2 separate regions of the Homo sapiens genome follow, and region 1 is linked to region 2. The links are chromatin loops, found by intact Hi-C in ENCODE. Cell type or tissue: CD4-positive, alpha-beta T cell. All regions are shown on one strand. Each heading gives the region's core, and the rest is flanking DNA. Links, peaks and the distances in the headings are about the cores only.

Region 1 (8,000 bases), core at 1-8,000, 360 kb after region 2:
TATATTTTGATATGGATACCAAATAGTAATTATTAATAACTCAGTAGACTTATAATAAGTAGCACTTAGTCATAAAGATGTATGAAAACCTCTGAAACAGCATGTTTGTTGCCCGTAAAGACCAAAGAAGAGACATGGATTTTGGAAAGTCTTCGTTCTGTATTCTTTGAGAATCACTGCTAGAGAATGCGTTAAATAAAGTACTCTGCACAGAGTGTGAATCCAGCCATATTCATTACTGTATGATGTGCTTTTCTATGCATCCAATGCTATGGTAAGGACTTATTTAGTGAGCATGTAAGGATGGCTCTTGAGGTCACAGTTCTTTCAGTGAGATGCAGTATCTCATAGCTTTATTCTCATGTCTTCAAGGTGGCCCAGAAGGTGCTGAAGAATGCCAAGCAGGCATGCCAAAGACTAGGACAGTATAGAATGCCATTTGCTTGGGCAGCAAGGTAAGGAACACCTTTTATACCTTTTAAATCGATATAGATAGGTGCATGGATGGGTCAATAGGCCTATTCTGTTTGTTGTTCAGAGACAAAGAGGATTTGAATGTGTAAAACTGAGAAATACATAAGCCCAGATTTTGAAAAAATCATTTGGTAGAGTCACAGAGAGGATAGACACTGTCTGGAGAAGTGCTACCTGGAACTGGCAGGGTGCACGGTAGTGTTAGCTGCAGAGCTGGGATTCAAGGACCCAACCACATGCCTCCAGCTGGAAGTCAGGGCAATCCAGTGAGGCCTGGGGTGATCTTTATCTCTTGACTCTACTTGTTAAGCATTTGACTTGTGTATATTGTTTCCTAAGCACAAGCCATTGGCTGGAACTGTTTTCTATGTAAATTGATTTAGTTGTCCTCATCCCCATAGATGTTTTCCATGTTTTTAGATAATGAGATTTCTGTTGGCTATAGCCAATGGAATAATAATTAGACTTCTCATAGAAACTAGACTTAAATAATGAATTGATTTTGGTGTTTTGGAAACCCAGTTTAGAAATGTTGCTTTGCCATTTCAGGACATTGTTTAAGGATGCATCTGGAAATCTTGACAAAAATGCCAGATTTTCTGCCATCTACAGGCAAGACAGCAATAAGCTATCCAATGATGACATGCTCAAGTTACTTGCAGACTTTCGGAAGTGAGTTTCAAGGTCTTATTTCCACACCTGAAAAATAGAAGCTGTGTAGTGGGGAGGGAGGAACAGGGGAGCAGTCACTTAGGTTGCTCGATTTAGACATCAGAGGGGATGGCAAATGAGCGTGAAGCATTTCCTCAAACCCTTGAGAAGAAAGATGGGGTGAAAATCAGAAGAATAACCAGTTAATTTGAATTCTGTAGAGGATGTTTTGGGTGGTGCTGTGAAGGGTGGACTGGGTAAGGATGAGCCTATGGTGGGGAGGAAACAGTTGAGGAACCTTGTCAAGAGGTGAGAAAGGACTCAGCAAAGCCACTGCAAGTGCAAACAGGAAGAAGGGGACAAATTCAAGTCGTGCCAAAGAGATACGATGACTGGGTCTTGGCTTGGGGTGGTAATAGTCTAAGATAAATAACTTGCAAGGTTTCTAACTTGGAAGTTTCTGGCACCAGTTGTTGCTTAGCTTGTGGCAGCATTGCTCCACTCTGCCTCTGGCCTCACATGGTCCTCTTCCTGTGTGTCTCTGTCTAAATTCCCTTCTTAGAACACTAGTGATAAAGCATCAGGGCCAAGCCTAGTGACCTCATCTTAACTGATTGCATCTGCAGAGACCCTGTTTCCAAATAGGTCACATTTATAGGTACAAAGGGTTGGGACTTCACCATGCTTTTGGAGGACACAATTCAACCCATAACAATGAGGCAAAGAGGGAGCAAGGAATGTGTGCAACATCACAGGGCCGGCAGCTTCCCCAAGTCAGTCTCACCCGAGGGTCTGTGTTCTTAACCTCTATGCTGTTTTGCTGCTACATCCTAAAGAGTTCACTCTGAACCTTTGAAACTGATTTTCTTTGCTAGGGAGATGGGTCTTAGAATTTTTCTGGGGAAATTCTGGGAATGTGAAAGAGCTGAGGGCGCTAGAAGATGTGAAGTGAAAAGAATAGCTGAGAGCCAAATGCTAACTATTCTATGCCAAAGGTATCCTTGTTTTTTTTTTTTTTTGTGCATATCAAAATAGCAATCTTATCAGTTTGTCTAGAACTCAAGAATGATTGCTTAGCTTTCTTTAACCTTATTTTACCTTTTTCTTATCTGTCTTCAGTAGTAGGAATAGAAACGATATGAGTCATAGAAACAGGCTCAATAAGTTCTGAAAACACAGAGACGTGTTCCTAATCAGAATCCAATCACGTCCATGTCAGCAGGCGGCTTCAGCCTTCACAGCGACGTGAAATCCCTTGTCAAGAGGCTCAAAAAGGTAGAAAGGATTCTCAAGGTCTCTTTCAGTTATGTGATTATACAGTTTTTGACTGTCTTGATGTTTCCCCTGTTTGGAGCTTTAATGAGAAGTGCAACCTCAGTTTTGCTAACATGCAGCTAAGGTTGGCCTGTTCAGCAAAGCAGTGTGCATGCCCGCTGGGCTGATTTGGAATGAACCTTTCACAGCTCACGTAGGGAATTGGAGAAGGGGGAGAGGAGGATACTGGTGAAGGATGAGGCCTGCTGGGTTAGCCTTCCAGGGTTCCTGGACCATATAGGTGCCCCAAATTCCCAGTCACTATCTGACAGTTTTATGACCTGGTAAGGACACAGGTCTTGGCCAGGGAGTGCCCCTGGATCCCTATGAATCTGTTATTCATGAAAGACTAAATAAAAGAATAGTACCCTATTTTTACTTTTAAATCATAGAGGTTCTTTAGTTTACAAACATAATACATGTTCATTTTAGAAATTTTGAGAAATACAGAAGAATAAAAGGATGAAAAAAGGTTTACTACTAGTTTTAACCTTCGTGGTGAACTTTTGGAGAACTTTTTTTTTTTTTTTGAGATGGAGTCTCACTCTGTCCCTCAGGCTGGCGTACAGTAGCACGATTTCAGCTCACTGCAACCTCCGCCTCCCGAGTTCAAGCGATTCTCCTGCCTCAGCCTCCCAAGTAGCTGGGACTATAGGCGCCCACCACTACGCCTGGCTAATTTTTGTATTTTTAGTAGAGATGGGGTTTCACCATATTGGCCAGGCTGATCTCAAACTGCTGACCTTGTGATCTGCCCGCCTCAGCCTCCCAAAGTGCTGGGATTACAGGCATGAGCCACCGTGCCCAGCCTAGGGGGGAACATTTTTTTTTACGTTTTATTCCTTTACATTTTATTTTAGTTTATCTTATGTAGCTATGATCATACTAAATATGTAATATTTCCCTGCACAACTCAAGTATTTTCTGAAAGTGTTATATATACATTTTTATAGACATCATTTTTAATGCATAAATATTATAATAGTCCATTGAGATAGACCATAGATTATTTAACTCTTCCCCCATTTTTTGACTTTTTTTTTTTTTTCCGAGATGGAGTCTCGCTCTGTCGCCAGGCTGGAGTGCAGTGGCACCATCTCAGCTCACTGCAACCTCCGCCTCCCAGGTTCAAGCAATTCTCCTGCCTCAGCCTCCTGAGTAGCTGGGACTCCTGAGTAGCTGAGTAGCGCATGCTGCCACGCCCCGCTAATTTTTTTTTTTTTTTTTTTTTTTTTTTGTATTTTAGTAGAGATACTAAATATCTCACCATCTTGCCCAGGCTGGTCTCAAACTCCTGACCTCAGGCAATCTGCCCGCCTCAGCTTCCCAAAGTGCTGGGATTACAGGTGTGAGCCACCATGCCCAGCCATTTTTTGACTTTTAATGTGTTTCTGATTTTTCAGAATTATACCTATAAGCCACAGTTAGAATCTTTAAAAAAATCTTCTCTATTGGTAGTGGGTAATATATTATCATACATACTATATTATCATATAGTAATTATTGTCATTTTTTGAGTTTCAAGAAAATTTCATTCTTACTAATTTTTTCAAAAACCAGTCACCTTTAGTTGGATAGATTTCAATATTTTCCTTCGCTCAACTACCATGCAACTCTTAATAACCATGAGGTGGGTCTGCGTGTACTTAGGAAAGTGAATACACTATATTATTAAGGAAGAAAAAATATATCTGTATTACTATATTTTTTGAAAGAAAATATATATTTCTTTTGTATGTAAATGAAGAAATGGATAAGCAAGTAGCTATCTAGATGGAAAGATAGGCATAAAAATAGCTATTTAGGATATATGCCAAATAATCATGGTTATCTCTGAGGGATGGGTTGATGGGTGATATTTCACCTTCCACTTTATAACATTCTGTCATTTTTATATGAACTTTTAAAAAACTAACACTTTTATATTCAGACAAAACAAACAATGAAGTTTTTTATATGTGATGGAGGTTGGAGCCCTGTCTCAGAAGTTACTTCCTAGGCTGGTTAGCTTGAGACTTCCCCACAGTGGCGGCTCCTCAGGGGCAGCCCCAGTGCATGGTCCTGTCTTCAGTGGAGGCTGGGGAGTGGGGCTTCACATGGTCACTAATTTGAAAGTGATGGGAGCAGAAAGCCTGTGGCCAGGCAGAAAGGAGCCCAGGGAAAACCAAGTGTGAGTTCTCTTCTGCACACCACTTCTTCATGCATGTGCTCAGCAGGAGGGCATTGGTGTGAAGGGTGTGCTCCAGGTGGCCAGTTAGAGACCCAGAAACCTGAAAACAGGGATCCGATGGTGACAGCATAGAAGACACAGCAGGATAAGTGAGGCCACGCTCCTCAATAAGTATTCAAAGAAACTTTGGTGCCCACTCCCCGTATTCTTCACAACAGAGTTAGGGGACGTGGAGGATTCCTTTTTCATTTTTTAAAAATCTTTGCATTGCTATTTTTCTTTCCTCTGTATATTTTACAGGAAATAATCTCATGTCAGTGGCCTGGGCACCGGCTTGGATCCAAAGCTATTGTTTCTACCCCCATGATTGTCTCAAAATGTTATTTAATAATGCATGAAAAAAATTTCTTCACGCTGTCTCAGTCTTAACAAAACAGCTGCCAAAGCTCATAAGCCACTTTCCTTTTTCCCTTGCAATAATTACCCAGGGATATGTTCCAAGATTTAGTAAGAAAGCGATTCTGTCCGATAGATGATATTGCTAACATTTTATAAGAAGAGAGACTTGGTACTTTGTATTTGATTTGTTCATGGTGGTATCTCATGGATAAGATGGTATCTCATCTTTTCCAACTTCTGCAGGAAATGCGAAGACATGAAGGCAAAGTATAAAAATAGAACGTTTTCTTTAAAACGTAGACCTTTTTAATGGTACTACGTTGGATAGTTTAGGTAATAATACTACTAAAGTTTTTGCGTATGCAGCTTAATGTGTCTGTGTTTATTTGTACACTCATCTTCTTTGCATCCAGGTTTTACAGTCTTACCCCGATTTCGCTCTGGTTACACTGCACTCAAGCCAAGTAGGGCTGCTTGACTTTCTCTAAACCCACTGGGGACTTCCCTCTGCCATGCTTTTCTCTCTGCCCAAATTGTGTCCCCTTCCTGCCTCATCAAGCAGCACATAAATCACAAACACATGCAGCATACACACTTCCCCTTTTCCTTTGTCTTTCTCAGGGAACTCTACTCATCTTTCAAAGCCCAGTCTGTGGCTCACTTCTGTGCTGGGAGTCCTGGAGGCGGTTACTTGGCTTCTCTGCCTGAGCCGCCTCCTCTTTTTAAGGGTGGATAATAACAGCCCCTGCCCCCTAAAACCGTGGTGGGGAATAAATGCAAAAGGCATTAAGGTGATTTCTCCCACCATGAATACTGATCTCATCCCGTGTTCCCTCTCGATAGATCTAGATACTCTGCCTTCTGGTAGAGGTTTGTACATACTCTGTGAAAGTGATTGCCCTCATATGCCGTAAGTAGCTTACAGTGTCTACTGGACTTTTGGCTTCTTGAGGAAAGAAATTATGTCTTGTTTGCATTCCTCCATGGTCCTGAGTACATACATTGCAGCATATCCTAAGCACTTGATAAATGCTTATTGAATTTTCTTCTTAGACATAAACTCAGTGGTTTTTGTTGAAACAAAAATATCTCAAATTTCTTTCAATCATATATAGTTGTTTTTTTTTAAGTGACACCAAAGCTTTTAGGGAATATTTCCTTTCACAAAACACAGTTAGAAGATTAAACTCACCACCAATAGCAGTCCAAACATACCTGTATTGCCAGCTAATCATTTTAACGAGCCAATACAGGAAGTCAGGAAGGGAAGACCGGCTGCAGAAACACTTAGATAAGGACCCCAAATCTGTTGGCATGGGAGGACTGCTAGTTGATGATACCATTCCCATTTCCTCTGTGGGAATTGTTGAGTCAGCAGAAATGGATGGGCAGTGGGAAGGGAAAATTTTCCTAAGAGAGAGTTTGAGCCTCACTTCTACATTCACACAGAGACAGGAGCAGTTCCCAGAGGCCAGGCATCCTGCAAGTGTCTGTATTGCATGCTTACTTAATTCGTGTAATTTTAAGATGAGTTTTCATGTTCAAGGATTATTTTATAAATTTTGCATAGAATATAGGTACTCTTTAGCAAAACAAAGCAAAAAAACCAAAACTATTCTCAGTCATGAAAGAATTCAGTTTGTGTAACACGCACACAACCACCACTTTGGAAGTGCATAAAAAGGCAGTAAAATCTTTATTGCCTGTGAGTGTTTGATGTCTAATAAACCAGATTCAACATAAACCATAAACTTTTGAAATGGGTTTGAGATTGGGTTTTTAAAAACTTAAAGCTGGCAAAAAAAAAAACAACTTTTAAAAGCCCATGTGCTACATAATATGGAACTAAACTCAGAAATGTGCTTGGAAACACATGGAAAGAACGTCTTTACAGAAGCAGCAACTAGAAGTAAAATCTCTCAGCAGAGGGAGGAAATAGAATAAGAAATAACTATAGTTAGGCACAGAAGGACACAATACACTATAGGAAGATTTCCAGTGAAGATCATTTAATTAAAATATGTTGCTTAGAAACGTATTTTAATTGTGTTCCACCTCTCTCAAAAATTTATATGTGGAGGATGTTGGAGTGATCTTAAAAATGGTGATGAAGATGCCTGTTCATTCATAGGTGGAAATAATTAGGAGGGGGTGAAATCCATTACCCTTGCATACTTACTTATATTTAAAAGTATAATTTGTAATAAACAGAGTATTTCTAACTCAAAGCAGATACAACTTCATAGGTGTCTCTACAATTTTGTGGAGTGCAGTGTCTTGTGATATGTTGTGGTGTTGAATTCCTCCACTGAAGAGGTGAGCAAGGCACCGTATGTCAAGAAAATTGATACCTTCATAAAACCCCCTGTCTGAAGGTTGATGCCCCTGAAGAGTTCTATGTGAAGCTGAGAGAGGCTCCACAAGCTATCATCGTAGGAGTGCCCAGAGCTTGGGAGATGCTGGGTCAAAAGCTCTCAGGAAATGACTGACCCTTGAGGGGAGGCTGCTGCCCCTCCTCCCACCAACAGGAAAGGATCTTGTGTGTGTGAAGCAGCTCACACCGCAGGCACAGGGGCAAACTGTAGGGGAGTGCTTGGCTGTACCTGGAGAGCTCTTGGCCAGACATCTTTTCAACGGAAGGCGGAACATGTGAAAAATCATTGACTTGCCTTCCTGACCATTACCTCTTTCAGGAACTGTTCATTTAAACTCAGATGTAAACAGAAGACAAGTGGAAATGAGAGGGAGGGACCCTGAGAGAAAGAGATTTAGCAGCTTAGAGCTGGCGATGGGCCACGATGGATCTTCTCAACATCGTCTCTAGTCTTAAGGATGCAGGAATTTAGAAATTTTAGGGAAGTCCTAATTCAGGTGACAAATATTCCAAGATGTACTGAGGAGTGACACGTGAGGCTGCTTAATAGTCAGCAGTCATGTCCAAAGAATCTGCAAAATTGTAGGTAGGAACTTTTCAAAAATGGGAACAAAACCA
Region 2 (17,578 bases), core at 4,536-12,535:
AGCCCATGAAAAGATTCTTGAAGTCACTCATCATCGGAAATGGAAATGAAACCACAATGAGACACCACCTTATGCCCATGAGGATGGCTACTACAGGAAAGGAAGGGAGGGAGGGGAGGGAAGGGCGAGTGTGAGAGAGGTGTGCCTGCGAGCCAAGATAGGGAGAAACTGGGCATTGTGTTGCTGGTGCAGCTGCTGGGGAAAACGATACAGCCATTCCCCAACAAACTAAAACCAGAATTACCACACGATCCGGCAATTTCACTTTCAGGGATATAACCCAAAAGAACTGAAAGTAGGGACTGAAGAGATATTTGCTGTATGATGGGTACAGGCTTTCAGTCTGGGAAGATGAAAATGTCCTGGAGGTTGGCTGCACAGCAGTGTGAATGAACTTAACACTACTGAACTGCACATTTAAACATGGTTAAGACGATAAATTGTCTAATACATATATATATATATTTAACATGTCAAATTTGTTCTAAGGCCACATTTATGTTTAATATCTTAGTATAATATCAGATACAAATAAGAGTTAAAATGGAATCTTCTCAAGGCCCTAGCCCAGGAATACACATAGTCCTACAGAGAAAAACTGTTTCCTAAAAAAGAGGATGCTTCCAAAGAGGGCAGAAATGGTCTACAAGCCAAAATGTTTTAGAGTAAGCTTGTCCAACCTGCAGCCCATGGGCCACATGGGCCCAGGACAGCTTTGAATGCAGTCCAACACAAATTAGTACACTTTCTTAAAATATTATGAGTTTTTTCCATGATTTTTTTTTTGATCATCAGCTATCATTAGTGTTAGTGTATTTTATGTGTGGCCCAAGACAGTTCTCCCAATGTGGCCAAGGGAAGCCAGAAGATTGGCCACCTTGTTTTAGAGGAATACATTCATATCTATTATATAAAGCTACATATTATATAGTATTATGTAATATAATATAGAAATATTCATAAAGTAACATTAAAATATTTTATAATATTCTACCAATTAATAGCTTTTAAAAAAAATTATTTCAATTTCAAAGAGACTTTAGAAGGGGTAAAGGTGAAGAGCTCCAAGACCCACTAATCATCTGTAGGTGGCAGTAGAAGCACAGTATTTATGTCAAAGCAGCCCTGAACTATCAATCGGTATGGAAAACCGGAGACCATACATAAGAAATCTGGATCTATTTCATATTCAAATAAACTGTGTGAGTACTCCTACATTCAATAAATTGCAACTAACTTCTCTGATACGAAACCTTTTTAACTTGCCCACTTTTACCTTAAAACCTCTACACAGCCAATCCCAATCTACCTATTTCTTTTTGTCTCATTATTTTATTTGGTACGTCTTTGTAATTGTATCTACCTAGAAACATTAGCCATTCATTTTTTGAGACATGGCATAACCTTTCTTACAGAAAAACACAAACACCAGTCGAATCCATATGCCTGTTAACTGAGGGCCTGCTGGGTGAAGCACTACTCTAGATGCGCTGAAACGTTTGAAGACGCACGTGCCAGGTCCTTGTTCACAAGGCACACACAAAACGAGAACAAGAAGAAGAAAAGGGGTGAAAGTGCAATCAGGGATCAGTACCCACATGACTGTCAAAGAGAGATGTGTCACAGATACTTCAAACTCCAGTTCTAAAACCTGTAATTACTGATCCTAAATCAAATGTTCCATTCATGTTAGAAGAGCAAATCCTACACCAGAGGCAGAAAGATGTAAGCCAACACAGTCTGAGAACCTTTTTTCCAAAGAAGCACAGCGGCAGCTGGCCTGTGGGTCTCAGGGTGGTCCTGCCTGCCTCCTTCCTTCCCTTCTCAGTTAAGACTCTCTTTAGACTGTGGCTTGCTGAGCGCAAGAAGCTGTATGAGCTGAAAGTCATAAACTTCTCATAAAGTCTACCCATACAAATGGTATTAGCAATAAGAAGATAACATTGCTGCAAATATTCAACTGAATGGAGTACTAGTTTTATTTTATAAGCATACAAGGGAGAGTTCTGGTAAATACCTTGTCTGAGTAACCAAAATCAATGCAGTTTTATTACCAAGAAAAAAACAACACGTCTTCCTCTAAAGGTTGATTATAATGTCTCCAAGAGGTCGACTTAAAAATAAATTTAAAATATGGTAAAAAACATACACACTGAAGAACAATTAAAAAAAAAAAAAAAAACAGCGATGGCAAAGATCAGGAACTAATGTGACCCCATCAGGGGACTGAGTGCTTTGCATTTAGAGTAGGCCCAAACTTCAGCAGACACATTCTTGGTTTTCCTCCCTGGGATGAGGACTTAGGAAATGCATCCTGGACGCATTCAGGCTTCCATGCAGCCTCCAAGCTCCTATCCTGCCGGCTCCTATCCACAGTCCTACAGAAATTCAGAGGAAGACCAAAGGTAAAATACTCTCTGCAATGCAAAGAGTTGGGGAGAGGAATGCCTTCAAATCACACAAGGCCGGAAGTGGATGACCCCTCACAGAAGGCCTCACCCAACTGCCCCTGGGGAGAGTGACCATCAGAGAAATGAGCTAACATGGTTAAGACAACCTGGTCAGTTAGTGGCACATGCTGGGCTCCTGCACAGCTATCCAGTCCCAGTCTAAAGACAGGAAAAATTTAAATAAGCTACAAAGAAAAAAAGGGGACAAACGAAGCCAAGAGAACTAGTGCTTAGTGTCTACAGCATGCACTTTACACAAGCTATAAGGCAGTTTTTAAATAGGAAAGGTAACACATATACAGAAAAGTACAGCATGCCAGAAAATCCATTTGCTTCTTTTCCCTTCCCTAGCCTGTTCTCTGTCCCAGAGGCTGGTGGGTCCAAACTCTATGCAAAGGCTCATGGGCCCCTGGCTTCCTGCTAACAGGAGCCTCAGGGGAGATTTAGGCCAAGAGGAACCTGAGGTCACAGTGTACATTTCCCTGGTTCCTTCCTGTAAGGGAACCTCAAGCTTACCGTCTCTCAAAAGAAAAGCACTGCTCCAAGACAGCTGACTTGACTGGGGTCTCTCCTTCCAAGTTCTAGTAACCTCTCCCTTCCTTGATCTCTTTGGGCCTAAGTGTGGTGAGGGTAAGAAAAGCAACAGCTCCAGGATCCTGCCATACAGATGATGGGGGACCCTTCCTTATTATTACACATGCCCACACCCCACCCAAAAGGTTTACCACCTAAGCATGAAATCCTAAGCACTGTATTTTCATTTCATCTGCTTTTTGAAATTTATACAAATGGAATCATATGATATGAATTCCTTCATGTCTGGCTTTTTCAACTTAACACTAGATTCATGAGATTCATCCATGTTGTTCTATCTGCCCTGTGTATCATCAATTGTGATTGTGACTTGCACTCCACTCTATGCCTACACCACAAGTGACTTATTCATGCTATAGTTGAACATTCAGGTTGTTCCTAATTTGGAGTTGTTGTAAATAATGTTACCGTGAACATTCTTGTCCATGTCTCCTGGTACGCAGCATGTGTTTTTACTGGTTATAGACCTAGGAGTGGACTCTGAGTCATGGAGTGTTGGTATCTTCATTTTAATACTTAAACTGTTTTCCATATTTAAACTCCCACCAGCAATGTTCCTTGTTACTCGATACCCTCATCACTCAACATCCTTGCCAGCACTTTGCACTGTCCGTCTTTTTCATCGTAGGCATTCTGGCGAATGGATAATACCCTGCTGTGGTTTTAATTTTCATTTTCCCAATTATTAATAAAAAGTTGAGCAGATTTACATGTTGCTGACCATTTGGATCTACTCATTCTTAAGTGCTTGTTCAAGTCTTTTGGCCATGGAATGGCAGAGATCCCAGACACCACAATTACATGTACGAGCTGCCAGGATCCAGCTATAAAACCTTTCCTTGAGAATATCAACTCATTAGCAAGAAACAGGGAGATAAAAAGATGGTCTATTCCCTCAGGAGATTGTTTGCTATAAGTCAAATTACCATTTATGATGATTCTCTATTAAGTAGGGCCAACTTCAACAAAAATTACTAAAACGAAGTATAATATTATAATGCAAAATACAGAAAGAACATACAATCTGAGAGTCATGAGTAAATATTTCTGGGTCACACCATGTAAACTACATACTTTGCAGTCAGCATGAAGGTTAAGTTAGCTCAAGCATGTGAGGCTCTCAGAATCATGCCTGACAGTCACCTCTGATTACCTTTCATAATTTAGTTAAGAATAATGGCAGATATAATAAAAAATCCTAAGTAACTTGTCTTAAACCAACAACCCTCAACCTTATAGATACATGTTTACTTTTACTATACAAATGGCTGTGTACTAAAATCCTCAACCACACACACTATTATATAGGTTTATGTTTAAATAACCTGATAACACATCTCTTGTTCCTTTACCTTCCACAAGTCCTTTTTTTTTTTTTTTTTTTTTTTTTTTTTTGAGAGGGAGTTCTGCTCTGTTGCCCAGGCTGGAGTTCAGCCTCAGCTCACTGCATTCTTGGCTCACTGCAACCTCCATCTCCCGGGTTCAAGCGATTCTCCTGCCTCAGCCTCCTGAGTAGCTGGGATTATAGGCACGCACCACCATGCCCAGCTAATTTTTGTATTTTTAGTAGAGACAGGGTTTTGCCATGTTGGCCAGGCTAGTCTCGAACTCCTGACCTCAGGTGATCCACCCGCCTCAGCCTCCCAAAGTGCTGGGATTACAGGCATGAGCCACCGTGCCCAGCCCTCCTCTTTCTTCTGAAATGCACTTCCTCATATTACTAGGTGTTAACTATACAGTGGTTCCCCCTTATTCTCAGAGGATACATTCCAAGACCCCCAGTGGATGCCTGAAACTGCAGATAGTACCAAACCCTATACTTACTATTTTTTTCCTGTACATACATACCTATGATAAAGTTTAACTTATACATTAGGCTCAGTACCTTTGTGTTTTGGGACCATTATTAATTAAATAAGGGTTACTGGAACACAAGCACTGTGACACTGTGACAGTAAACCTGATCACCAAGGTGGCTATGAAAGTGACTAATGAGTGGGAATGTCTACAGTGTGGAGACACTGGGCAAAGGGAGGACTCATGTCCTGGGGAGGAAGGAGCGGGACAGTGAGAGATTTCATCCTGCTGCTCAGAATGGCATGCAACAGAAAACTTATGAATTGTTTATTTCTGGAATTTTTCCATTTAATATTTTCAGACCATATTTGACTGAAGGTAACTGAAGGTAACTGAAGCCTCAGACAGCAAAATTGCGGATAAGGGGACTACTGTATACCCATCTCCATTTGCACCTCTGGTAACTGTGAGATCAGAATGTGCAGCAGAAGGCTGTGTGCCTCACAATAACCATGGAGTTCTGCTCAATCTGCTGCCTTGGCGACTCTGGATCTCTCTTCCAATAGTAAAATGTCACACTGCAAACTCTGGGCCTGGGGTCCCATGGGACTTCAGTGGTTCCAGGACTGATTTCACTGCCATCACTTATATATGGTTAGATATGGATTCAACTTGTTTGCTGTGAGGTTAAGTGTCTGAATGTCTACATGTCTATACATCTTTAAAACTACACACAAAAATTGCTAAAGACAAGAAATTTGGGAATATTAAATTTACAATACAATTTAGGAAACCAAACAGAAAGGAGGTATACTAACTGGGTTAGAAGATTATAGCTGTAAATTGTTGGGACTTAAGAAAAACCACACATTTAGACAAATAGTTTCTCAATCTTCTTTATGCAGAAACTCTTACTATTCAACATATCTCCCCTACACCCACACCCAAAGAGCAGTCAGTTTAGATACAAGTTTGAGAAACAGAAAGGAGGGGACAAAGGTTGGAGGATGTCAAGGCCAAAGGATAGGCCTCTCCTCTAGTTCAGAGGACTCTTTGTCTGCCTCACACCCTCTTCTCCCTGGGGACTGGCTGTGTGCTGACTGTCCCCCTGCTGGGATACATGAACAGTAACAACAGTGGACCCCTGGTCCCCGCACTGATGGGAGGCAACAAGGATAAGCTGCCCTCACACTTGCTATGCTAACAGAACAGGAAATATTATTTTACCTGTGGCATAGACAAATGTCTAACATAGAAGCATATTTTATAGTGGGAATTTGCTATACAGATCTATTAACTACATTCTTTCTCATTAAAAACTGGCTTAACTGAATTATATTCACTCAAAAACTGGTTTATAGGGCTAAAATCAAAATTCACTTATGGCTTTTAATATCAAAACCAAAACCCAAAACTGCAGCTAAAACACACTATTTGATAAAGCAAAGGGAATCTTGCAGTCTCTGGGAATAAGTAAAATCCCTCTTTTGCAAGTGAAACATTTCTCCTTCACTCATATTCCAAAGTAAGTGAAGAAATTAAAGCTGCATGAATGGTCCCTGAATAAGTTCCTCTGTTTGGGGAAAAAAAAAAATTCATTAGGTTCAAGTATTAAAGAAACTTGTGTCTACATTATACAAGTTGAATCCTTGACCCATTGTTTACTTGCTGTCAAATGACTGGGCAGTTTCTTTTCACTATAATTCCCTGCCAACACAAAACCATCGCGAAGATCCAGGAGCACAGCGAACGGGGGTCAATGCTATAGGGCTCATGGGTTGCAGGGGAGGACGACAGACCTCAGGCCCTTGCCTAAGTCTCCCCATCTCATAAGCTGGTCAAAGTGTCCCTGCCTGCTGACTCAAGGCCCAGACATTTATCCATTCCTCCCCCAACCTCTCCATTTCTTCACCTACTTGTTCAGTCAGAAATTCAACCAATATTAAATGCCTCTTCTCTACACACATATGCAACACATGCCAACTCTCAAGGAATGCAATTTAGTGGAGGAGAAAAAGCAAGTAAATATGCAGTAACAATGCAAACATGTGCCACTACAGGGATAGGTACCAAGTGCTAAGGAAACCTGCAGGGATGAACAACCAGCCCAGCTTCGGAGGGCAGAGAAACCAGCCCAGCTTCGGATGGCAGAGAAAGCTTCCTGAAAAAGGTAGCTACAAGAACAAAGAGCAGCAGGCCATGCCATCAGGTGGGAGACAGTGGTGAGGAATGCCACAGTGGGTGGAACAGCATGTGAGAGGCAGGAAGAGCAAATGTAGCCAGTCCAGAGGGCTGGAATGGAGAGCAAGATGAGGAAAAAGTGAGAGCTCACCCCAACCTGAAGCCAGGCCTATGGAGAGCCCTCAGGTGCTCCTGGATGCCTCCTCTAAGAGTCTGGCAATTCAGAAACAAGAATGCCCCTGTGCACCGTGAAGAATTCAAGTCTTGATGAAAGGACTCTTCTAGACACATGCCATCAATGTATCTGTTGATTTTAGCAGCAATGGGGAAGCTAATCAATACTTAATTTTAGAAAAGTCCTAAGCTATGTGAATAAGGCAAAGGACAGATTAGGTCTGCATGCAGGCAGATTTCTGTCCAGCTGAAACATCAAACTCCTGTGTGATGAATGAAATATAACATCACATATAAAAAACTGATGAATGTGATTCAGCCATAAGAAGTCCTATCTAGTGGACAGATCAATATAATTACCTCATAAGAAGTTATTACAGCGGGAGAAACTGGACCTGGCTTTACCTTGAGTTCTTAAGCAAGTAACTGGCCTTCAATTTCTTCATCCACACAAGAAATAGTTGCTATGGTTGTCTCCAACACTTCTAAAACCCATCATTCTGGCAGGTTGTAACAATCAAAAGTATTTTATCACCAAAGGCAAGGATTTAAGTAACTTTTCTAAGCCACAGATTTACTATGGTTTTGTCTGAGAAAAAAAAAAAAAAGGATGGACCCCAAACTGTCTAAAATTCAAAAAAACAAATACATTTAAGTTCATGAACCCTTTAAAAAGTTGACAAACCATGCATAACCAAACATAAAGATAATTAAAATTTTAGGATAAGCAAATGAGAGATAATTTTTTTTAAGAAATGAGAAAGTAAAACAAAATTAACCTAACAAGGCAGGCAGCGATTCGTTGCTCACTTCCCTTTCTGCTGGTTTCATTTCCCTTCTTAGGTGAAAACACTCTTAATATGTAAATCAGTCCACTAAAGACTTCAGAGTCCTTTCTGCTAAGATTTGCAGAAATTTTTATGCAAAAGAAATTATTTCTAGACTTCCACGCACTAGAAAAGCAGACTTACAAAATACAGCAAACTAAAGTGGATAAATGTATGTGGCAAAGCAGAAGCAATTAATCAAGGATCCTACTTTTAAGCATTTAGAAATGTTTAAATAGTAAAAAGTGGAAATGTGGATATTCTATGATTTTTAATAACTTGGTAGTAAAAAGTGAGACTCCATTTAGGAGTACCTACTAAGTGCCAGGTACTATTAAGCACTTGGGATCTTTCTGGTTTAGGGCCCCTACAATCCTACTGGATATAGTATTATCTCTATTTCAACTGTACAGAAATGAAGTAGGAACAAAGGGTTAGTCAGAGTGGGTAGGTAACTAGACAAAGTCACATAGCTTATAAAGCAAAGAAGCTAGACTTTAAACCCCCTTTTACTCAATATCAAATCTTCTCTTTCCATAGATGATGCAGACTTCAAGCATCAAAGTACACAAACTGAAGAAACTTTATCCTTTGTATATAATTATCTTAAATATATGCCATCATTTCAAGGGGAGCTTATGCTAAGTGTGACTTCATAAACAAATCATTTGTGAAAGAGAAAAACCACATCCAGGGTAAAGTCATAAGGTGAAAAAGCCTATTTCAGAGAGCACTTCCTGAAAGAGACAAAGCAGCAATTAAAGTCAGCCCAGCACCAACTCCGACGCCAAGCGTTACACTGGAAACTACTTTTTAAAGCAACAAAAGAGTCTAAAACAAAATACAACATTTCTTAAATACACTGTTTCCAGAAAGAGCTATTTTAACAGAAGCAACTCAAAGATATCCCTTCGACAGAAGTGGAAGTGCTGAAAAATGCTCATCTCTCACACAGACTTTTGATGGACAGGAGGTAAGCAGCATTTAATTAACTTCATGATTATTGTCAAAAGTAATGCTTTATGTACTGCATTTCAAAAATCATTTCATTTTAATAATACAGGCTGGGCGCAATGGCCCACGCCTGTAACTCCAACACTTTGGGAGGCCAAGGCAGGAGGATCAGTTGTGCCCAGGAGCACCATAGTGAGACCCCGTCTCTATTAAAAAAATATATTTAATTAAAAAAATAAACATAACAAACTATGTTGGTGAAAGACCTTGAAATAGGCTATATAATCATCTTTCCACATTAATATGATTTTACATTTATTTTCAATATTGCTTTACATTAATACTAAATGTAATTTTTTTCAACTTAAGGAAAGAAAATGTTTATGGTAAATCATATGTATATTTAGGAATGTTCATCACATGTTTTCAATTACATTGTTTCATGAAATAACTTAATGGTTTTTAAGAAAAGAAAAGCTACAGATAATCATGGTATCTATAGCTTTTAAAAAGCTGACTTTAAAGTCAATCACTTTTCAATATTTATCCAAAAATTTCTGTGTTTGCAGAGCACAATCAATACTATAATGCCTTTAAAACACATGCATCACTCATTTTTTTTCAAACGTCAGCAAATGAATATAAGTATTGGTGACAAGCTACATAAAAACAGCTTGAGCATAACGTGGGAAAAAAGACTCAAGATGGTTTGTAAGTACAGGACTTATGTCACAAAATTGAAGGATGAGGATAGGTGAAGGGAGTCCTGATGCAATACTAAAAAAAGAAAAACAAATACAAAATTTCATTTATATTATAATTGCTACTATTTAATAAGAATGCATTCCAGTTAAAAATAAGATTTAAGCCTCCAAGATTACTCTCCTTTGAATGACACTAGAGATATAATTTTTCTCTGTAGCACTTTCCTCATTTGATAGAAATTAATATTCTAGTCACACCAATATTTGGAAAATTTAATATGTTTTTAAATATATAGAATTATGCTCCTAAATCATATTTAACCTAAATATTTGAGAAGGAAAGAAGGAGAAGAAGGGAAGAAAGGGAAGGGAAGGGAAGGGAAAGGAAGGAAGGCAGACAGGCACGTTTCTTGTGTTTAACCACAGCAATTGCTCAAGTTAATTCTTAATTATCAATAGCCCGTGATGCCACTGACCACAGACAGCAAATCTCCCCCATAGTTTTCCTTAAAGAGAAATTCTGGGCTGATTTCAAGACAGCCCACTCTGCAAAGTGACATTTTTGAAGGAAACTTTTCATCCACCTCCATATTACAAGGGGATGCCACAGATTCCATCTCATTGCAGCAAAGTCTATTTTTGAAGTCTGTTGTTGGTGTTGCATCATGGGGGAATGAAGTTTCACACTGAGGAGTCAATGATATTTGCAACCCCAAATAACCTCCTTTCCATTTAAAATGGACGGTTTTTTTTTTTTTGGTGATGGAAATTTATAAGTTTCTACATACACATCAAGTTACTGAATGACTTCTTATTAATATCTACTTGTCTTAGATACTCCTTTTTTGGATTTACTTTGAAAATTGTTAAAATTTAAATAATATTGAAGCTTCTGAATCTAGATGGAATGAGGATATGAAAGTTACTAACGGCACTAGCTTTTTTCAAGGTGCTGCTTTCTGTGAACCACTGAAGTAGAGCAGCTGAAATCACAAAACCTGGAAGACTTGGCTTTACGTACTCCCAATTGTGCACTAGAAAACAGCTCATCTATTGCTCTAACAGTCTAGTTCTTGATCTGCTGACCATGACACAAAACATTGCTGTTTCTCAACCTATGATAATTTAAAGAGAACATAAGGTAATAAATATTATGAAGTGTTTCCACTTTAAAAAAAACAAAAAGTTTAATAGCCAGCTACACAAGTCTTCATTTTCAAACTAGAGAATTACAAACTAGAGTTTTTTAGCAAAGTAGAGTTGCTGTGAATCATCTCATCAAAAGTTCCTTCATTTATTCATCAATTCAGTAAATATTTATTTATTGAGTACCTATTACATGCTCAATAGACAGTGGGGCTATAGCTGTAACAAAGGAAAAGTTCCCATTCTCTCTCAAATGAGAATTACTGTGAATGTTCAGTAGTTAACCAGTTGAATCGTTCCTTGATTAAATGCTCTCGAACTTAAAATTCACTGGCAGTCAAGCTGAGTGGGAGAATGTTAAGCATTTATTTTTTAACCAACGATTTTATTCTTATTTTTCTTAACTATTTTTACAGTTTCTAAGTATCATGCCTACCAACAAGCTGTAAAATGATCACCCTGAACAATCAAGATCAACCTGTCCCTTTTAACAGCTCACATCCAGATGAATACAAAATTGCAGCCCTTGTCTTCTATAGCTGTATCTTCATAATTGGATTATTTGTTAACATCACTGCATTATGGGTTTTCAGTTGTACCACCAAGAAGAGAACCACGGTAACCATCTATATGATGAATGTGGCATTAGTGGACTTGATATTTATAATGACTTTACCCTTTCGAATGTTTTATTATGCAAAAGATGAATGGCCATTTGGAGAGTACTTCTGCCAGATTCTTGGAGCTCTCACAGTGTTTTACCCAAGCATTGCTTTATGGCTTCTTGCCTTTATTAGTGCTGACAGATACATGGCCATTGTACAGCCGAAGTACGCCAAAGAACTTAAAAACACGTGCAAAGCCGTGCTGGCGTGTGTGGGAGTCTGGATAATGACCCTGACCACGACCACCCCTCTGCTACTGCTCTATAAAGACCCAGATAAAGACTCCACTCCCGCCACCTGCCTCAAGATTTCTGACATCATCTATCTAAAAGCTGTGAACGTGCTGAACCTCACTCGACTGACATTTTTTTTCTTGATTCCTTTGTTCATCATGATTGGGTGCTACTTGGTCATTATTCATAATCTCCTTCACGGCAGGACGTCTAAGCTGAAACCCAAAGTCAAGGAGAAGTCCATAAGGATCATCATCACGCTGCTGGTGCAGGTGCTCGTCTGCTTTATGCCCTTCCACATCTGTTTCGCTTTCCTGATGCTGGGAACGGGGGAGAACAGTTACAATCCCTGGGGAGCCTTTACCACCTTCCTCATGAACCTCAGCACGTGTCTGGATGTGATTCTCTACTACATCGTTTCAAAACAATTTCAGGCTCGAGTCATTAGTGTCATGCTATACCGTAATTACCTTCGAAGCATGCGCAGAAAAAGTTTCCGATCTGGTAGTCTACGGTCACTAAGCAATATAAACAGTGAAATGTTATGAATAATAAGGTTCTTTCATTTCAATCCCATCAAAATTCACTTCACTAACTACTCTGGCGTCAATGGATATTCTGTATAATACTATCAAGTCCCTTTTCTCTTGAAAAAATAAATTCATTATCTTCATTTTAAAAACTTATATAAAACATTTTTGTGAATTATTCAGAGAAAAGCATCTGATTTTTCTTTCCTAGTCAAGCCTTGTTCACACAGATAATTAACTTTTTGCATTTCTATGTGCAAGCGACACATGTGTGTTAATCAAGTCAGTAGGGGGGAAATCGAGCTACCATACAAAATAATTTGATTAAATTATTTTCTATCTAGATGCAGCTCCCTTAGGTCTAATTTGCACTAGGAATGGAATTATAAATCCAATACTTTATGTCCCAAACACTGACTTCCAGAATTCCTATATAAGAAATTATGTTGAACTCATTACTGTTACTTACTACAAGGCAAAATTAATAGCAACAAGAACCCAAGGGGCCTGTTACAGCCATCCCCATCAGCCCTTCCCTACTCTGAATTCATTCTTTTAAAAACAGAGAATAGTCATTCAACAAACACTGAGAGCCTACTATGCACCAAACCCTATTTAGGACTAATGATGAAAATCTAACCTGAGATGCTATTTCTATCCAATAATCCAAGTTCATTTCTATCATTTGAGGTTTCTACTATATGGTGAAATGCCATTCTCCAATACAAACAGTTTGCTCTTCTTATGTGGTTGAAGATACCATTTTTACAAAAGAAGTTAATTGATTTTTTTTCCCAGGCCATATGTCACAGTATAAATAGTACTAGTAGGAACCTTGGATTTCTTAGCCTTGCCATTTAATTTCTCCTAATAAAGTAACAAACCAAGTAACTTATCCATCTAAAAGAAAAAAACTGAACTATAATCTGTAAAGCCCCTATTATCCTGAATACTTATGGAAGTAAAATAAATGATTCAACTATAACTTCCTCTCTGCTAAATTACCTTTATCACTCTTAACATGATCATATCCTACTGGGGCTTAGAACCAAATACATGCATTGGTTAGAAATTTATTTCTGGCTGGGCGTGGTGGCTCACGCCTGTAATCCCAGCACTTTGGGAGGCTGAGGTGGACGGATCACTTGAGGTCAGGAGTTCGAGACCAGCCTGGCCAATATGGTGAAACCTCATCTCTACTAAAAATACAAAAATTAGCCAGGCATGATGGCAGGTTCCTGTAATCCCAGCTACTCGGGAAGCTGAGGCAGGAGAATAGCTTGAACCCAGGAGGCGGAGGCTGCAGTGAGCCGAGATTGCGCCATTGCACTCCAGCCTGGGTGACAAAGCGAGACTCCGTCTCAAAAAAAAAAGAAATTAATTTCTGGAAATAACATAGGTAAATTCATATTCCTTAAAAAAAAAGATAAACACAAAAAGTCTAATAATAAAATGGCATTTTTGCACTAGAAGGTCCCTTAGACAATCTTCTTAGTACAATTCTTCTGTTCGAAATATAAAAAACTGAGGTCTGAAGAGGTTATGTGACTTGCTCAGCTCAAGAACCACACCTAGAAACCAAGGTCAGTTCTTTCATGTCAAACACCAATTTTTCAATAATAAAAAGCAAACATGCTTAAAGAATGTAAACATTCTCAGAGCTACATAAGGTGGTACTGAGATGCAGTTTCTCAATAAAGAGAAAAACACAGTTTTTAGTTTCAATAGTCAAATGAGTAAAATATATATATTTTTATATTTTATATACATAAAGTACCTTTATAGATATTATATCTTTATATATTATTTGTATATCTTACATATATTTAACATATAATTATTTCTAAAACAAGAAAAACAACTCTTGTATTGGATATGTAGGTTTATTATACACATATACATAGTCAGAGCCTACTCTCAACCATACAGATGAATCTACTCTTAAATTTATTAGATGGAAAAGTTCTCTGCCATAGCTTGTCTTGATAAGAAGAGTTTAGTCTCAGAGCAAAAAGCACAACAAAAGATTCTATTGATACAAAATCAAGAAAGTGAAAATGTATGCTGTGATTCTCACAGTAAAACTGTAAATAATTTAAATTATAATTTAATTGTAGATCACTTAAAAGTTATTTTTTAAATAATTTACTTAGCATTATAACCAAATACATTTAAACATAATATGTAAAAATTCAAAATTTCACTGTATTCTGGAAAACGATGTAACATCCACATATAAATACTAACAAAAAATAATAGGTATATAAGGCCAGATGTGTGGCAGGAATGAGTTACTAGAAATGCCTAACACATATGGCTTTTAATAATGGAGTTATTTCTACTTTCAAAACCTAATGGTTACATTTTCTGAGTTTAAATCATAGTCATGAGCATCTATCATGTCAGCTACAATTTCTAAGCAAAGCACTAGAAAAAGAAATGAACAGGTCTGTGGTTCAAAGGCCTTCCCTTACAGTCTTACTGGGGCTACACTGTAATCAAGGCTTGCTTGCTCTTCAACATTACTAAATGTAGGGCAAAGAGTACATAAAGTAAAACTTGGTTCCCCCTCAAACAGCCAGTGGGTAGCCTAGAAGGCACAGACCATGACAACGTAATATAATAAATACTAACAGAGATAATTAACACATGTGTTGTAATACACATATAAGGACAATTAATCCTGCCAAAGGGCAAGAGGAAGCAGAAAGCAAGCCAAGTAGGCATGAGAATGCAAATGCGTAGCAAGCGAAGAAAGCTGGATGACCAGTTGGGAAGTGGTTTGAGAGACTAGCTGGTGGTCAGATGAGGAGGACTCTGAAAGGAAAGAAGAGTTGGGCATGGTAGCACGTGCCTATAATCCCAGCTACTCAGGAGGCTGAGGTGGGAGGACTGGGCTTGAGCTTAGGAGTTCAAGGCCAGCCTGGATAACATGGCAAGACCTTGTCTCTTAAGAAAAGCAATACATGGAAGGGGTATACGCTTGCTCCTAGAAGCTTGGCGTAAGAGACCTTCTTTAATTCTCGGTGCTACCCTTTGAAGCACAGAATACCCACAGTTGACATGTGAGGGTCATCTAGAAACTGAGCTCAGGAAATGGAGCTTGAGAGAAGCAACTTGCTCAAGATTTCACATAACTAGTAAGAGGCAGAGCTGGAATCTCAAATCTGGTCTGATGGCAAAGACCATGCTATTTCCACTATTCCAGACTGCCTAGATAGCATCTTGGAGGAATCTGACTTTTATTCTGATGGAAATGAGAATTTGAGGGTTTTTAAAAGAACTAGTGTGGTTAAGCCTGCATTTTAGAAAGATAACTTCTGACAGCATTGTATGGAATGCTTTCAAATTCACAGGGAAACTAGTTAAGAGAATTACTGTAAAAAAGTAGACAAGAAAAGATTTAAGAGTTTAGACTGGGATAATAATGACAGTAGAAGTAGAGAAGAAGGGATGAATATTCATTTAGGACTTTGAATTACTAAGACTCAGTGCCAGAAGTCCTAGCCAGAGCAACTAGGCAAGAGAAAGAAAGAAAAGGTATTCAAATAGGAAAGCCCAAACTATCTCTCTTTACTGACAATATGATTCTATACCTAGAAAACCCTAAAGACTCTGCCAAAAGGCTCCAGGAATCGAGAAACAACTTCACTAGAGTTTCGGGATGCCAAATCAATGTAGAAAGATCAGTAGTAGCATTTCTATACACCAATAACTTAGTTCAAGCTGAGAGTCAAACCAAGAACACAACACACACAAAAAGATACCTAGGAATACATCTAACCACGAAGGTAAAAGATCTCTACAAGAACTACAAAACACTGCTGAAAAAAATCAAAGATGGCCAGGCTTGGTGGCTCATGCCTATAATCCCAGCCAGCACTTTGGGAGGCCGAGGCAGGCTGATCACGAGGTCAGGAGATCGAGACCATCCTGGCTAATGCAGTGAAACCCCGTCTCTACTAAAAAATACAAAAGAAAGTAGCCAGGCATGGTGGTGGGCGCCTGTAATCCCAGCTACTCGGGAGGCTGAGGCAGGAGAATTGCTTGAACCTGGGAGGCGGAGGCTGCAGTGAGCCAAGATCACACCACTTCACTCCAGCCTGGGTGACAGAGTGAGACTCCGTCTCAAAAAAAAAGAAAAAAGAAAAAAATCAAAGATGATACAAACAAATGGAAAAAGCATTCCATTCTCATGGTCTGAAACAATCAATATCATTAAAATGGCCATACTGACCAAAGCAATCTACAGATTTAAGGCTATTCCTAGCAAACCACAATGTCATTTTTCACAGAATTAGAAAAAATTATTCTAAAATTCATATAGAACCAAAAAAAGAGCCCCAAATAGCCAAAGCAATCCTAAGGGAAAAAAAAGAAAAGGAAAAAACAAAGCCAGAGGCATCACATTACCTGACTTCAGATTATAAGGCTACAGTAAGCAAAACAGCATGGTACTGGTACAAAAACAGACATACAGACCAGTGGAACAGAATAGAGAACCCAGAAATAAAGCCTCATAACTACAGCCATCTGATATTCAACAAAGTTCACAAAACTAAACAGTGGTGAAAGGATTCCTTATTCAATAAATGGTGCTAGGATAGCTGGCTAGTCATATGCAGAAAATGAAACTGTACCCCTACCTTGCACCACATACAAAAATTAATTCAAGATGGATTAAAGATATAAATGTAAGACTTCAAACTATAAGAATCCTAGAAGAAAACCTAGGAAACACCATTCTGGACATCGGCCTTGGGGAAGAATTTGTGACTAAGTCCTCAAAAGCAATTGCAATGAAAACAAAAATTGACAAATGGGACCCATTTAAACTAAAGAGCTTCTGCACAGCAAAATAAACTATCAACAGAGTAAACAAACAACCTATAAAATGGGAGAAAATACTCACAAACTGCATCTGACAAAGGTCTAATGTCCAGAATCTGTAAGGAACTTGATTCAACAAGCACAAAACAACCCCATTAAAAAGTGGGCAAAAGACATGAACAGATACTTTTCAAAAGAAGACACGCAAGCGGCCAACACACAAGAAAAAATGCTCAAAGGTAATCATCAAGAAATGCAAATCAAAACCACAATGAGATACCATCTCACACCAGTCAGAATGGCTACTAAAAAGCCAAAAAACAACAGATGCTGGTGAGATCTGGGAAGAAAAGGGAAACTTATACACTGTTGTATATAAGTGAGAAAAGGGAACACTTATACACTGTTGGTGGGAATGTAAATTAGTTCAGCCACTATAGAAAGCAGTTTGGAGATTTCTCAAAGAACTTAAAACAGGACTACCATTCCACTC

Evidence for each region. Hi-C counts contacts between places; a loop is a spot of excess contacts. Peaks named below come from ENCODE experiments on the same cell type or tissue, not always from the same donor. Only the 100,000 strongest peaks of a DNase experiment are listed, where the experiment ranks them.
Region 1: it touches region 2 in a loop (2.3-fold over the local background); 3 of 110 quality-filtered maps call a loop at or near these places.

Annotation. Positions count from the first base shown.
Region 1 is chr13:98,890,634-98,898,633 of GRCh38, reverse strand. It overlaps DOCK9 (dedicator of cytokinesis 9), which reads left to right. Exons shown (of 53, transcript NM_001366683.2): 14 at 373-455; 15 at 1,024-1,146. Among named protein-coding and RNA genes, the nearest start is that of DOCK9-AS1, 63 kb to the right of the region's middle. In CD4-positive, alpha-beta T cell, for the core only: no CTCF peak of the experiment used is centred there; no DNase peak of the experiment used is centred there.
Region 2 is chr13:99,249,572-99,267,149 of GRCh38, reverse strand. All of the region lies in intron 4 of UBAC2 (UBA domain containing 2), which reads right to left. GPR18 (G protein-coupled receptor 18) reads left to right here and starts at 8,771. Exons shown (of 2, transcript NM_001098200.2): 1 at 8,771-8,996; 2 at 11,244-12,411. The coding sequence starts at 11,278. The coding sequence ends at 12,273. It overlaps LOC124903198 (a long non-coding RNA gene), which reads left to right and starts at 5,446. Exons shown (of 3, transcript XR_007063846.1): 1 at 5,446-5,527; 2 at 6,902-7,011; 3 at 8,564-8,711. RefSeq lists a silencer at 4,629-4,851. In CD4-positive, alpha-beta T cell, for the core only: no CTCF peak of the experiment used is centred there; DNase peaks (open chromatin) are centred at 8,009, 8,739, 9,689 and 10,329; H3K4me3 peaks cover 4,062 bases; H3K27ac peaks cover 3,844 bases.